Linked DNA regions of Homo sapiens: region 2 is linked to region 1. A link is an interaction called in ENCODE POLR2A ChIA-PET data of the cell type or tissue named here. Cell type or tissue: PC-3. All regions are shown on one strand. Each heading gives the region's core, and the rest is flanking DNA. Links, peaks and the distances in the headings are about the cores only. Region 1 overlaps WDR64 (WD repeat domain 64). Region 2 overlaps LOC105373224 (a long non-coding RNA gene).

Region 1 (5,389 bases), core at 255-5,254:
ACAACCTACAGAATGGGAGAAAATTTTTGCAATCTATCCATCTGACTAACATCTAATATCCAGAGTCTATAGGAACTTAAACAAATTTACTAGAACAAAAACTACCCCATTAAAAAGTGAACAAAAGACATGAACAGATACTCCTGAAAAGAAGACATTTATGCGGCCAAAAAACATATTAAAAAAACTCAACATCGTTGGTCATTGGAGAAATGCAAATCAAAACCACAATGAGATACCATCTCATGCCAGTGAGAATGGTGATTATTAAAAAGTCCAGAAACAAGAGATGCTGGCAAAGTTGCGGAGAAAAAGAAATGCTTTTACAGTGTTGGTGGGAGTGTAAATTAGTTCAACCACTGTGGAAGGCAGTGTAGCGATTCCTCAAATATCTAGGGACAGAAATACCATTTGACCCAGCAATCCCATTACTGGGTATATACCCAAAGGAATACAAATCATTCTATTATAAAGATACATGGCTGCGTATCTTAATTGCAACACTATTCACAATAGCAAAGACATGGAATCAACCCAAACACCCATCGATGATAGATGGGATAAAGAAAATATGGTACATATACACCATGAAATACTGTGCAGCCATAAAAAGGAACAAGATCATGTCCTTTGCAAGGATGTGGATGGAGCTGGAAGCCGTTATCCTCAGCAAACTAACACAGGAACAGAAAACCAAACACTGTATGTTCTCACTTATAAGTGGGAGCTGAACCTTGAGAATGGACACATGGACTCACGGTGGGGAACAACTCACATTCACTGGGTGGTGAGGAAGAGAGAGGATCAGGAAGAATAGCTAATGGATGCTGGACTTAATATCCAGGTGATAGGTTGATCTGTACAGCAAACCACCATGGCACATGTTTACCTATGTAACAAACCTGCACATCCTTCACATGTACCCTGGAACTTAAAATAAATTTGAAGGAAAAAAAGAAAATAAATAAATTTTTAAAACCCAAAATAGTAATTCTAGTTAATCTGATATTATATATTGGGCCACCCATTAGGATGTATTTCCTGATGTATATTGGATTTTTATTTTGATAGATTATCCACACTGAAAGGGCATGTCAGGTATGGAGGGATAATTAGGTGACTTGTTAGTTGGGTATTTATAAACCAGGCAAATTTGATAGATGCTTCCATAATTCTATGATTATTTTATTGGGCCTCATGAAAAAGCATAGTATTTTTCTCTACCTTTTTTCTCTTCTTCGAGTATCCCAATCCATCCATCAAGTCTCAGCATAGCTTTTCCTCCAGTAATATTCCAGAATACTTCCATATTCTTCAAACCTGAGTGCCCTACCTATGTGCCTCCTTCATCCCCATCATCCTTCATAGTTAATTATTTGTCTGGACCACTATTAGACTCCAGGTGCCTTGAGGACAGGACTTGTTGTTGTTTACTGTCACATATAATCTATAGTAAGAATTCAAAAGATATTTTTTGAACCACTTCAATAACTTCATTGTTGGGATGATGAATCACAGCTCAGAGGTTTAACTATCAAGTCCCCAAAGAGGGGAAAAACATGTATTCAAACAAAAAAATGGATCTTCATTGAATGTTCATCTAATTTTTTTGGAAGGTCATTTGTTCATTTCAGAGGCTCTCACTTCTTGGAGTGTTATTAAAGGCAGGCTGAAAAAAACTCATTGCATAGCTGATGGTTTCCATTTCTTAAGAATTGCAATTGAGTGAATTCATTCCCTCCCAAATTTATATATTGAAGCCCTAGCCCCAACACGATGGTGTTTGGAAATGGGGGGCCTTTGGGAGATAATTAGGTTCCAATGAGGTAATGAAGGCGGGCCCTCATGATGGGATTAATGTCCTTATTAGAAGAGACACCAGCTCCTGCTGCCCCAACCCACCCTCTCTCCCCTCTCTCTCCCTGCCATTTGAGAACATGGAGAGAAGGCAGATGTCTACAAGCCAGGAAGAGAGCTCTCGCCAGAAACTGACAATGCTGGCACCTTGATCCTGCACTTCTAGCCTCCAGAAAATTTCTGTTGCTTAAACCTTTCTGCTTATGGTATTTTGTTAAGGCAGCTCAAGTTGGCTAAAACATCAAACAAGATATTGGAGGGGTTGTGGTTAATGAGGAAATGGAATATTTTCTTAAATTTCAAACTTTCATGCTGCCCTTATTAACAGCAAGAGAGAAAAATCTCTTGAGAAGCTAACTGTGCACTTAGAAATTTTTTTAAATCTATGCTCCCCCTTCTCTTCTGATACCTTTGTGCCCTTAGTATTTTGCAAGATGTGAAGGATACAAAGAAATTCTAGATATTGTTCCTGCCCAAGGTCTACTTTTTCAGAAGACCCAGGTTTACACCCTTTTAGACTTAGTTTGGTTATTACTCTCCGCAGCGCCTTCCCTAATCACCTTCCTCTGCCCTAAACGGAGTTCAGACTCCTTCTTCTGTGTTTTTACTGTGCTTTCTTCAGCTTTCTTTTACAGCACTCATAATTGTCTGTTTACCTATCTGTTTACCCATTATCTGGTGAGCCTAGTAGTTCTCATTGATAGCAGTGTTTGGCAAGTAGTAAGTGCTTAATACATGTTTGCTAAGTAAATGAGTTGGCTTGTAGAGTCACTCATGAAGTGGTTAAGGACACGTATTTTGAGCGAATCATATTTGATTTGAAACCTGGCTCTACCCCTTAACTAGCTTTATGACTTTGAGTAAGTTGCTTTGCCTCTCTGCATCTGAGTTTTCTTACCTATAAAATGAGGATAAATGGAAGTTAACATCATAGTTTTATTGTGAAGATTGAGTGGAGTTGTAAATGTGTAACTGAACAGTTTCTGGACCGTAAACTAACAATTACTATTACTATTATTCTAAGTTCCTACAATGCATTTAGATTATATTTAGGGGAGAGGAACTGATACACAGATATATGAAATATGATCCCTGCTCTTGAGAGTTCACAATCTAGTAGTAGCAATAAGGTAAGGAGATATAGAGGGTAAACAACTATTTGTAAAGAGTATGTCAAATCTGAAGATAGGTCTTTATACTATAAATATTATGGCTCATAAAGAGTTAATTCCCTGTTTTTTTGTTGCTTTCTATTTTTTCTTTCTTTTTTTTTTCTTTTCTGCGTGTGTGAAGCCAGAATTTAGATAAAAGTCACATATCAAAGAGAGGATTTTCTTTCCTTTAGCAGATTCTTCTCTCAGTTGGGTGAGTCACTTCATCTAAGTGCATCACTCTTGATGAGATGAGCGGGCTTAGTTCACACAAAAAAGCAGGAGAGAGATAGCATCTAGTAAACCAGATTTCTGTGGTCCAGGAAGAACACAGGGCTGAGTGGGTGCAAAGAGAACTGATTCAGTCTCAGCTCTGCCAGCTAACTAGTTGTGCGACTTGTCTGGGGTCTCGATTTCCTCATGTAAAATTATAATCTTCAAGGCTCCATCCAGCTCTAAAATTTCATGATTATGTGCTCCGGAGGGAGACATCACTACAGTGAAAGCAGAGGGCAATCTGGAATTTTCATAGGTAGTAAGAAACTCACCAGATATTCAGTTACATGATTCAAACTGACTAATTCCAATAATGCAGTATCTTGACTGCATTTGCTTTTCATTGGGAATTGTCAAGATGTGTCATGCTATTCAGACATGTTCAGAACCTAAGCCTTGCACCCATAGGTGATCTTACATCATGTTGGTGGGACATCCCCTGAAATGGGCATTATCATTCCTGGATGATGAGGCTGGCAATAGGCTATATCCCCAGAAGAAAATCTATGACTTGTATATCACACGAAGAAGAATGCAATAGAGATCTGCCACCTGAGAAATATCTAGGCCTCTTAAACTAATGGCTTTGTCCGTTATTCGTTGTGAAGAAAATCCAATCTTTTGGAGGTTCCCTATTGCCTACTCCACAGATGTCCTCCAGCTCTGCTTGCTTTCGTTGCTTGGAATGGAATCATATGTGGTGGCTTTGTGGAGGCAGAATTAGCAGAAAGGGACAGATGCGAAGCTCTCAAAGCCTATACTATTTCATCTGTATTATTATCACCATCGCCATCATCATCATCATCATCATCATCATATGTTGATTCATGCTATACTTTGTAGTTACCTATAAACTTGTCTTACACTATTAGGCTTTAAATGTTCGCAGGTTAGGAATACAACCTGACCTTTATAAGGTTAATAGCCTAGTCTATAGCAATTGTGCAGAAAATATTTGTTGAACAAAACATGAAAAAAATGCATGCAGAGCCCCCAAAATATCTTTTTGGGAGGTAATTGTGTTCCTACTCTGAATCTTCCATACTAAGAACTTAATTCCTAAAAGGCTAGTGCAAACACTGTTCAGCAAAAATATTCTTGATGGTCACCAAAATAATGCTCAGGAAATTTTTAGGTTTTCTTGGTAAACACTCTGTCCTGGTTTGGCTTTTTTTTTTTTCCTGCAAAAGCTTGTGCTTTTTTGAAGCTCATCAAATGTCCCTGCACATTTAACACATTCAGCTATGCCTAGCAAAGCTGCTTTTATTGTATATTTTGAGTCGTCAGCGGGTACATACCGTACATTTAGCAATGGTGCTTGGCTGAGTCACTAATCAACAAGAGTACTCTCCTGAGAAAAATGTGTTTTCAGTTACTGGGAATTTGCATTTTCTACTAATAGAGGCTCCATAACTGTGACAATTCAATAAATTATGCATGATGAAAAGTATTAGTTGCTTGTCGGTCATACTACTAAGTGTTTTCTTCCCTTGGTGAGAGAGCTAGAAAACCTATAATAAACACGTTTTCAAGCTGTAGATGAGGGTCTTATAATATAATGAACACTGAGGTTAATGAGAGTCAAATGACTTAATCCAAAAACACTGAAGTGGTTTAAGTCCTAAAACTTTACCAAACACATTTTTCCCCCAGAAATGATTAAAATACTAAGATTACAAAGCCTATAAAAACTGGTCAGTTCTTAACATTTTGTATTCTTTTGTGTGTGAGGGCAAAGAGCTGTGAAGAGGAGTTGGTTAAGATTAATGTGACAGCATAATGTGACAATCAGATTTTAGAATCAAATTTCACATTAGCCATATATTTACGTACTGCTTTTTCAAAGGGTTTCATGTGCAGGGTTTGCATTGAAAGAGGAAGAGGGCTAATATTTTTGCCTAACTAAAGACATGCAACGGCGACAGGAGGATTCATTGCAGTTTGATTCTCAAACATGTTTGCTGCTTTATCTCTCACACCAAGGGGCTCTCCCTCCCTCATCTCTTGCATCCTCCTTCTGATGTGTGATCCAAACCAAAAACTGTGCCCATTTCCGTTGGAAGTAATAAGCCAAGACAGTCATTAACTCAGGAAGGAGCAATGGG
Region 2 (5,389 bases), core at 244-5,243, 1.8 Mb after region 1:
AAGAAGAGAAAAATATGTGATTCACACATATTCTTTTGCATTACAAGGAAGTCTGGGAATGGTAATACAATGACAATGAATACTTTCAAGAAAAAGTCTTGGTTAGAGTGGGGAATGTGTTTGATAATCCACATGAGCAAGTCCTGGGAAGTTTAATCAGGACAAATTTCTGGATTCTACTGCCTGAGGTTTTAGGACTGCTAGTAGAAGGGAGGGAGTTGTTTTTGGAGTGACGATTTATGGATCATAAAAAGAAAATGTGGTCCATGAAGCATGTACAGAGATCATTCTTGGTTTTGGTGTTGAACTAGCTTTCAGCTAGAATCACTCTTTGGTAGGAGAAAAAACAACCGTTTGGAAGCTGATTGGATAGCTTAAAGTTTGAAGGATGAAAGGAAAAAGACAATCACATCAAAATTTAGAAGCTTAAAAATTGTAGCTAAAAAAAAAATAGTGAACAAAGTCGTGTTTCTATGGCTGACATAGAAAAAATAAATATTTATACATACATACACACATGCATGAACAGGCGTTAATATATGACAGCAGTTCGCTATATGAACATTTCACAGATCTAAATACAAATACATTCCAAAGTAAAATATTGAAATAACATATACTAAAGACCTGAACATGTATGTAGTTCATTCAAAAATTCACATCATTAATGAATATGTGATATTAAATATCCCTTAAGCTTTCATTGAAATGAGCTTTTAATTATTTCTAGAGCTCTAGAAATAGTACAAAATATTAGAAGTCATAATGTGTTCTGCAAAGAGAGGCTTTGATTCAGAGAATGGAGAGAATTATTCATTTTGTTGGCTAGTATGAGGGTCAGGAGTTTGTATTAAATTTCTGCTTGAAGAATTATTGACCATATAATAGATAGGAGGCTACATAGATTGAAAGAATAATTCAAATCAATTAAAATGTGGAAGTATGAAGATAGGCTGTTGCATTTTTAAATATTTAACAAATATAAGAACCTACCAAGTGTCAAAGTGTTTTTCTAGGCTCTGTATGTACCCTGGCATCGGGAGGGACAGAAAAAAGACATAAACACTCTGTTTCCATGGAGCTTACCTTCTACAGAGGGCAGATAGGCCATAAACATATTTGAAAACATACGAAGAGTTAATACGTGCTGTGAAGAAAAATAAAGTAGGGTGCTTAGGTTGAGAATAGAATAGGAATGTGGTATTTTGGATAGGAGGACCAGAGAAGGCTGTTTTGAGTAGTTTACATGTGAGCAGAGCATAAATGACATATGACATAGAACAGCCATGTGGATTGCTGGGAGAGGCATATATTCTAGGTGGAAATCCAGTAAGCCTAAGGCATGTGGCTGTAGCCAGCTTCACTTGTACCTGAAGTAACGCCTCTAAGCTCTTCGTCTCCCATTGGTGGCAACTAGAGAATTTTGGGTGACAGAGTCACCCAGAAACTCATCCTAAGTCTGTTCCCCGTTTCTCCTGTTGCTTGGCAGGAAACTCTGGACTCAAGAACCTTTCCCCTGTGCTTTCTATCCTTTAAACCGTCTCTTGAATAAGAAGAAGACAGGGATATATAACCAACCTCTGAAGTATTGCCTCAAGTATGAACAGAAGCATGTGGGGCACCTGGGGTAGTAAGAAGTCTGGAGACCTTCCCTTTATTCTGAGTGGACTTAATTCTATATTTTGTTTCACCGTTTAAAATAATCAATAGCATAAGAATATAACTAGAGAGCTTTCAGAAAGTGCCGCGCCTCCCAGGGGAATACTCGAACACTCAGCCGTCAGTGTGAGCCTGGACATGCACCTGGAGCCGAGGGCATCTGAGCTAGAAGAGGTGACTCTTTCTTGTGGGGGAAAGGGGGTTTCCCTCTCTGTAGTTACCTTTACTCTGTAAAGTAGCAAAAGTCTCTATCAGGCAGGAAACAGCAACTTAAAAGCTGGAGTTTTAAATCAGGAAATAGCAAAGGAACAACACAACAACAACAACAACAAAAATAGTTGGCTACAAGTTGAAAAAAATGGGACTGGGGACAGATGTCAGGAAAACGTGGCTCTCATGCCCTGCTGTGAAGCCTCCACAATGGGAAAACTGCCCCTGTAAACTTTATAACATTAAATCAGAAAAACATGGAGGGTTTTTTTTTTTAAATTTTAACAAAAATAAAAAAAATAGAAGCTTGCAACACATTCAACATTAATCATTAAGTCAGCTTGTTCTCTGACCTGCTTTCTGATAATTACGTAATGTCTATAGCCTCAAAACAATGTAGACCCTGTTACAAGATTATAATTCCCCTTAACTCTCTATAGATAACAACTTAACCATTATAAAATGTTAAGTTTTCCCTTTGAGATATTCAAGTCCTGCATTCTAATAAAATTACTGACTCACCTGGTCTGAAAGACTCTACTAATGCCAGCAGATCTAAAAAACTCTACTGACATCAGCTGGTCTGAAGGATCCCACAAGAAGCTGACTCACCAAAGAATGCACTTTCCACATCATGAAGGTTTCATGCCTCTTACCCCAACCAATTAATGACCCCAATTCTCTAGTCCTTCATCCTCCATAATCCCCTTAAAAGCCCCAACCCCAGCTGGGCGCTGTGGCTCACACCTGTAATCCCAGGACTTTGGGAGGCCGAGGCGGGCGGATCACAAGATCAAGAGTTCAAGACCAGCCTGGCCAATATGGTGAAAACCCGTCTCTACTAAAAATATAAAAATTAGCTGGGCGTGGTGGTGGGCGCCTGTATTCCTAGACACTTGGGAGGCTGAGGCAGGAGATTCGCTTGAACCTGGGAGGCAGAGGTTGCAGTGAGCCAAGATCGCGCCACTGCGCTCCAGCCTGGGCTACGGAGCGAGACTGTCTCAAAAAGAAAAAAAAAAAAAAGCCCCAGCCCCAAACTCTTCAGAGACATGTACTTGCGAATCTCTTCCCATCTCGTCGCTCAGCGCCCTGTGATAATTAAACTCTTTCTCTGCGACATTCCTGCTGTCTGTGTAACTAGTATATTACTACACAGCAGACATACAAGCCTGTTGGTCCTATAACACATTATGGTGATCTAGCCAGGAGTCCCTTGTGGGCATTTGCACATGGCTCGGTGCTACCATGTCATTGGGACGGACCTGGAGTCGAGTCCAAGTGGCTGCTCAGTTTCGTTGAACTAGGGTGCTGTCTCCTGTGCCTTGTCTGTTGATGGGGCAGTGTCAATCCTGGTGCATAAATTGCCTTCAGCAAAGTAACAATTACTCGTTTTGAAGACATCTTTGGTAAATTTTCTCTATGCAACTGGCACCCTTTTTCCTTTCTCCTGATTTTTTGGCCTCTTCAGAGGTCTCGTGGCCTCTTCGGGGGTTTGTGTCTTCTTTGGGAGTCTTGCAGCCTCTTTGGAGGTCTTGTTGACCATCCCTAATAATAGGAAGGGTCTTGTTTGAGAGGATTCTCCTATACTGGAAAAAAAATAAAGGGCACTGCTTGGGAGAAATACTCTTAATTTTTAAAATTTAAAACTTTATTTTGGAAGGCCTTTTGTTTGTCTTTGTCTTGTTATGTACGTTTATATTTGTGAAAAATATCCCTAAAGGAATTGCTAGTGAAAGCTCAGCAGGCCTCACTTAGGGTGGCCGTCCACTTTTCCACCTTGCCCAGAGACCACCTGCTGAACTCCTGGGCACAGGTCATTCCTTTCCACTTTGATCCCTGGATCAAAGGTGCCGGGGCCCGCAGAGGCAAGGTTGAATCTTTCCACGTCAGATCTGGGCACTGAGCAGAGTGACTAGCATCTGTGTTTTTGTCGTGTGAGTCCTCTCAGCCAGAATGGGAAATGTTGGTTAGGTTCCTCCAGGCAGCCCCATTAGGCTGCATCTTGAGAATTGGGAAAACAAGAGGTGTCCTCTTTAGATCAGTACAATGAGTAATTTATCCACTAAGGGCAGAAAAACTGCAAAAACTCTGGGAAAGTTAAAAGGCACGCCATGTTTTCTAGGACTCCAGCTGGTTACATACATGGCCTGCTATTGTGCACATTTTAAACTGATGGGCAAATGACAGTGAGGAAAATCCAGAACTCAAAAGGTTGATTTGCAGCTATAGGATTAAAAACTCTTTGTGAATCTTTCTCTTTATTTTCTTTTCTGCCTACTTCTAATCTGCTATTATTAAGCTACTGGTTTTGAGATAAAACTCTCTGTTCGTGGTACTACTAACTCAAAGTTACTTGGGGATTTTGTTTTTCTTATACAGTTCTGCCAGTACTAGCTGAAATGTAAACATTAAAACTCATTTAAAACTGGGAGTGGAGGGGAAAGGATAAAAATGTTTTTTTCCCGTAAAAACTTCTTTGGTTCACAGCCTTCATTGGACTACCTACCAAGGCACACAAAGTTTAGCCATGTGGACAGGCTCCCAATTTTGTCCAAAATAATTCAGATTCAGCCATCTTTTATAAACTGGTGAGTTTGTATTACCATCTCATGGCTAGAATTCCGAAGTAAAAGCTGTAAAATCCTTGTTTATATGTGTGTGTGTTTAGATAAATTTACTTATATAAACATATATTGTGTTATATATTAAGTCTACACGATACCAACTTGGCTTATAAATAATAAAACACTCATAAATTAAGTACATAACTCCAAATATCTTTCAAGTTAATGTGATTTAAATAAATCTTTAATTTAAAAACTGGCTTTAAAATTATAAATAAAATTAAAATTAAATATCTTCAAAATTATCAGCATACATTTGTGTCTGGGTTTATTGGCTAAATGGTTTTATATTTGTCTTTGCTAAATGTATTATGGTGTCAGGGTTTGGCATGAAGCATACAAAGCTATAAACCCAGCCAAAAACAAAATAATCTTTATTTGTATATATTTTTGATAAATAGGGCCAATTTGATGTTGTTGGTTTAATGAAAACAGCTAAACCTTCTGAGTTATTGGCAAAAGTATCCATATGTTTACTCTAAGTTTCTACTTAGGTAAACACCTGATATTCAGAGGCTATAAAAATGGTTAACAGAGGAATAATTTTAAATGATGACTATCTTTGTCTAATATCTCAGTTTTCATAAGTAATCTAGTTAAACTGTTAAAAAAAATAAATTAATATAAATGAGACAAATGCTTATGGGTAAACTTTTGTATAATTGAAATCTTAAAATTATCTTAAATAACCATTATTTCCAACTAAGAAAGGGTTATGATATTAAAAAAAAATGTTTCTAAAAATTGTGGAGTGGTTCTCATCCATAAAGTATGAATGTCTGGCAGACAATTCAAAATTTCTTGCTTCCTTGGTTTTCACTAAAATTTAAGGTTACTAAGAATAAAGATTCTAGTTAATATGTAATTCTGTATATAAAGTGTACCAAAAATATGTT

Evidence for each region. Peaks named below come from ENCODE experiments on the same cell type or tissue, not always from the same donor. Only the 100,000 strongest peaks of a DNase experiment are listed, where the experiment ranks them.
Region 2: POLR2A ChIA-PET joins it to region 1 with 9 read pairs; 1 of 35 experiments calls an interaction of 5 or more read pairs at or near these places.

Annotation. Positions count from the first base shown.
Region 1 is chr1:241,715,363-241,720,751 of GRCh38, reverse strand. All of the region lies in intron 9 of WDR64 (WD repeat domain 64), which reads right to left. All of the region lies in intron 1 of LOC124904603 (a long non-coding RNA gene), which reads left to right. Among named protein-coding and RNA genes, the nearest start is that of WDR64, 66 kb to the right of the region's middle. In PC-3, for the core only: no CTCF peak of the experiment used is centred there; DNase peaks (open chromatin) are centred at 2,631, 3,291 and 3,631; H3K4me3 peaks cover 350 bases; H3K27ac peaks cover 1,920 bases.
Region 2 is chr1:239,927,909-239,933,297 of GRCh38, reverse strand. The region is part of intron 1 of LOC105373224 (a long non-coding RNA gene); the gene reads left to right. Among named protein-coding and RNA genes, the nearest start is that of CHRM3-AS1, 31 kb to the right of the region's middle. In PC-3, for the core only: no CTCF peak of the experiment used is centred there; a DNase peak (open chromatin) is centred at 2,437.